2 separate regions of the Homo sapiens genome follow, and region 1 is linked to region 2. A link is an interaction called in ENCODE POLR2A ChIA-PET data of the cell type or tissue named here. Cell type or tissue: Panc1. All regions are shown on one strand.

Evidence for each region. Peaks named below come from ENCODE experiments on the same cell type or tissue, not always from the same donor. Only the 100,000 strongest peaks of a DNase experiment are listed, where the experiment ranks them.
Region 1: POLR2A ChIA-PET joins it to region 2 with 10 read pairs; 2 of 35 experiments call an interaction of 5 or more read pairs at or near these places.

Annotation. Positions count from the first base shown.
Region 1 is chr10:122,377,457-122,379,956 of GRCh38, reverse strand. All of the region lies in intron 1 of PLEKHA1 (pleckstrin homology domain containing A1), which reads right to left. Among named protein-coding and RNA genes, the nearest start is that of PLEKHA1, 4.0 kb to the right of the region's middle. In Panc1, no CTCF peak of the experiment used is centred here; no DNase peak of the experiment used is centred here; H3K4me3 peaks cover 303 bases; H3K27ac peaks cover 774 bases.
Region 2 is chr10:122,062,023-122,064,522 of GRCh38, reverse strand. The region is part of intron 3 of TACC2 (transforming acidic coiled-coil containing protein 2); the gene reads right to left. Among named protein-coding and RNA genes, the nearest start is that of TACC2, 74 kb to the right of the region's middle. RefSeq lists enhancers at 975-1,269, 995-1,289. In Panc1, no CTCF peak of the experiment used is centred here; a DNase peak (open chromatin) is centred at 1,122; H3K27ac peaks cover 2,298 bases.

The DNA of each region.
Region 1 (2,500 bases), 320 kb before region 2:
AGATCTTACAAATCAGTCATAAATTAACATAATTACAGTTAACACCTCATCAGTCAGGAACCAGGAAGCCAAAAAATAAGGCAAAACACAGAAACAGCCTGAGTGATATAAGAAAAAGCAAAGAAAAATTAAATTCTGTACAGTGAGACCTCAACAGGCCCACAAGACTTCACTATTATTTGTTAAAACATGTCGAGTGGGACTAGTCCTGTTGCCCCACAATCACTGACAAACACAAAGCTGAGGATATATAGACATAGAGGATCAAATATCTGTAGAGTCAGGCATGGCTCTGGCACCCTAATCAGCACCATCCTTCCACTCTGCAAGAGCAGTTGACAGAAGAGAGGGAAAGAACTGTAAGTCTTCAGGGAGAACGCAGGGAAAAGAAGGAGGTCTTCACCAAAACAGTGGCAGGGGCCTCTAACAGAAATCACTCATGAAGATCAGAGGAGCCTAGAACAGACTTGCATCCCATTCTCCAGTTCCACATCTGCTTATGCAGCAGACTGAGTGACTGACCCCATGTGTCTACTTGAAAAGGGGGACAAAGAGAATTGATGAGAAATGGCAGGGCACAGAAAGAAGGCAGACTTAAGTAGTCTGTATGCCACTATTCGACATCACAAGGAAGTGAGTTTCCAGTGGGTTGAATAGAAACCACAGCGTACCTGGATTGAAGTTGTTTTGCCATTATCAAAATATCTCGCTGCAGAGAGAAAAGATCTCCACCCCGACTCACACACATTCACGTAACCAGTGGGTAAACTGACAGGATGGGAGCAAGCAGATGGGTGTGTAGGTTGGAAAAGGTTTAGCTACAGAAAATTTCATACCCAGAAACTGTGCAGCAGGAGTCTCCCTGCAAGATCTCACCAAAAATGCCAGTTTGGTTGCCTATTAGTAGACTGCAATGGCCTGCCACTGTTAATCAAGAGAGGACTCTAATAGCACCAGATAACAAACACTTGTCTTTTTCTACTTCTCTTCTTGACACATTTGTATCCAAATAGATCCCTTAAGAGGGAAAGGAAAGAAGTATCCCAGGAGCTTACCACAAGCCGTCCATACCCCAAGTGCTTCAGTAAGTAAGTGGCCTGACCACAGGGTAAGGAAGGGAAAAAAAACCTTTAAATTGAATATATATGAGATTGAATGTTCAAACTGGAATAGACTGCAATTTTTTGTTTTTGTTTTTCTGTTTTTTTTTTTTTTTTGGAGACAGGGTCTCACTCTCCTGTCACCCAGGCTGGAGTGCCACAGCACAGTCTCTGTTCACTGGAACCTCTGCCTCCCAGGCTCAAGGGATCCTCCTACAACAGCCTCCCAACTAGCTGGGACTACAGGCACATGCCACCACGCCCGGCTGATTTTTCTATTTTCTGTAGAGACAAGGTTTCGTCATGTTGCCCAGGCTGGTCTCAAACTCCTGGGCTCAAGCTATCCTCCCACCTCGGCTTTCTGAAGTGCTGGGATTACAGGCATGAGCCACTGAGCCCAGCCTAGAGCTTTTTGATAACTGTAAATGACAGAAAAGCTATCATTTACCCATGATGTTATGGGGGGTGGGGGACAGGGGGGTGGGAAAGAGCCTACAAAATACAGTTAAAGGCAGTGAATAGTGAAAATTAAAACTCATTAAAACTCTTGTGTTTGTTCTCAGTAAGCTTGGACTGCTGAATAACCTGATGACATATGCAATAGCATTCTCATCCTTAATAATGGGAGGGAACACCTGACATGGAAATTCTCAGGAGGGATTTACTGTACCGGGTAAGATGCTACATTAGAAGCCCTCTGACATCACTTCCAATTCTAGTGCCTGTGATCGTCTTTTCCTTCAAGAGGTTAAATTCAATCCAGAATCTAGAGTTCAATGGTTAAACCATAAAAGGCTAGGCTGCCTAAAGGGCTAAAAACCACAACTTTCTGGAGAATAAAGCTATCAGACTGACAAGCCTGGTAAGAGTTCCATGTAGGAAACAATATTTTGCTCTAAAACTTATTTAACTTAAAAAAATCTTAAATGACTAATTTTCTTTTATATCCAACAGAAATTCCAGTTCAAAGAAAGCTTATAAAATCCCAAAAACCCTATCTTCCTGAATATTATCAATTCAACTAATTAAAAGGCTTACTAAAATAAATAGCAAACATATGTTTGCTTAAGCATCTTCTAGGAATCACAAACTCACATATCCCTTATTAGACAGTACCCACAAGAAAAAAAGTTACTTAGGGTCAAATGGTTTAATATTGCTCAGTAAGTGTAAGAGAGTTCTAGTGCTATAACAAATAACAGGATGCTTTATGTTTACATAAAAACATCCCATATTTTTATGTTTCTAAAAATAATTAAGCATTATAAACAATCATCTAAAGCTACCAAGTTTTCTGCCCTTTCTGAAAGCATTCCTTTCAGACACCATGTCAATAAATTCTTAAATGCTGGATGTGTACTCACAAATGGTCAAAAAACCTAAAACCAAATCTTAATATT
Region 2 (2,500 bases):
ATGTAGTTTCAGTAAAATGATGACAAAAAGACTGGTCTCATTATACATCATTTCACTTAAAATTGCAGTTTCTAAGAACATATTAATGACACTGAGGGAGAACTTACTGTATAGACTTTAGTTAATAATAATGTATCAATATTGGCCCATTAGTTGAAACAAATATACCACATTAATGTGAGGTGTTAATAATAGGGGAAACTGTATGGAGGAGGGAAGTGTGCATGGGAACTCTTTTGTAATAGCTACACGATTTTTCGGTAACCTAAAACTGTTCTGAAAATAGCCTATTAATTATTTTTAAAGTGCATATACATATATAAAAATTATATACACACACACACACTTTTTGTTGTTGTTTGAGACAGAGTCTCGCTCTGTCACCCAAGCTGGAGTGCAGTGGCATGATCTTGGCTCACTCCAACCTCTGCCTCCTGGGTTCAAGCGATTCTTCTGCCTCAGCCTCCCAAGTAGCTGGGACCACAGGCATACACCACCGCGCCCGGCTAATTTTTGTATTTTTAGTAGAGACGGGGTTTCACCATGTTGGCCAGGCTGGTCTCAAACTCCTGACCTCAAGTGATCCACCTGCCTCGGCCTCCCAAAGTGCTGGGGTTACAAGAGTGAGCCACCACGCCTGACCACACACACACATTTCTTTAAGGGTGTGTGTGTGTGTGTGTGTGTGTGTATTATATAATATATATGTATAATATATAATTTGAATATGTTTTTATAATATATATGCACACTTAATATACCACCTAACAAAATATAGCTATCTCACAATCAATAAAGAAAAGAACTAGAAAAAAGAAGAGTGTGAGGAAAACACTAATATTTTGAAAGCCATTGTCTGCATATGGTAGGAGCATTGGTGATTTTTTCCTCTCCACTCTGCACTCTTCGCTATGTTCCAAGTTGCTACAATAAATGGGTATTATCTCCTAATGGAAAAATACTCCTCTTCCCCTGTTGTTTAAAGCCTCAAATGCTCTGTTGAAACCAGAGGAGCAGAAAACAGACACACACCTAATTCAGCACATGATCTTCCTTTTCAGCCAGCGTCAAAAGTCAGGAGCTCACTCCTCCTCTCCCTCCCACTCTCCTTTCTGTGTTTACTTCCTGCCAAAGATAAATAATGAGTCAGAAGCAGGACAAGGAGGGGCGGAGGCTGCTCTGCGCTCTGCCCGACACACCCTGGCTGGGCAGGAGCCTGGGAATTGATCTTAGAGTCCTCCCAAGTTTGGAAGGAACAGAGCAGGCCGCCTGGGAAATACAGGGCTCTGTCTGTAAGAGCTGGCCCGGGCCGATGTGCAAAACACAGCTTAGATCTTTCTGATTTTTCTTTTTTCTGCTAAGAACTGACCCTGTTTATAGGAAAACTAAATGTTAAGGATTGACCAAGGTTCACTTTCTAATATGGAGACCAGAACACAAACACTTCAGACACCTGTGAGAGTCAGTTACGAGTCTGGGTTTCAGGTGGATCAAACCAGCCTCGGTTCTAGTCCCCGCCCTGCCACATTCTGTCTGTGTGACCTAGAACAAGTTCCTTAACCTCTCTGAGCCCTGATTTCCTCATAAGGCCCCCTTGGGTCATCTACAGCCATCCACACAGAGCTGCCGGGTGAGGTGATGTGTGTAGCCCTAGGCCCAATGCCCAGCCTGCAGCAGACCGATTCCACAAATGACAGTGAAACGGAGGAGTAAGAAACATCCTGGCCTTCCATTTAAAGCCCATTTAGTTCATTTTTTCAAACCATCTTTCTAAACCCTTCCCCATAGTTGCTGCTATCCACACCAAAGATGTTTTTGTTCTAACTAGGAGTTTGTCTTCTGAAAAAGCCAAGAGGTTGAGCTTAATATTATGCTACACCTCCTATCTCCCAGATGTAAAGAAGCTCTGGGCCTGGCACAGTAGCTCATGCTTGTAATCCCAGCACTTTGGGAGGCCGAGGCAGGTGGATCACCTAAGGTCGGGAGTTCGAGACCAGCCTGACCAATATGGAGAAACCCTGTCTCTACTAAAAAAAAAAAAAAAATTCAAAATTAGCCGGACGTGGTGGCGCATGCCTGTAATCCCAGCTACTCCGGAGGCCGAGGCAGAATCACTTGAACCCGGGAGGTGGAGGTTGTGGTTAGCCAAGATGGCGTCATTGTACTCCAGACTGGGCAACAAGAGTGAAACTCCAGGCGTGGTGGCTCACGCCTGTAATCCCAGCACTTTGGGAGGCCGAGGCGGGCAGATCACAAGGTCAGGAGATTGAGACCATCCTGGCTAACACAGTAAAACCCCGTCTCTACTAAAAAATACAAAAAATTAGCCAGGCGTGGTGGCGGGCACCTGTAGTCCCAGCTACTCAGGAGGCTGAGGCAGAGAATGGAGTGAACCCAGGGAGGCGGAGCTTGCAGTGAGCGGAGATGGTGCCACTGCACTCCAGCCTGGGTGACAGAGCGAGACTCCGTCTCAAAAAAAAAAAAAAAAAAAAAAAAAGCC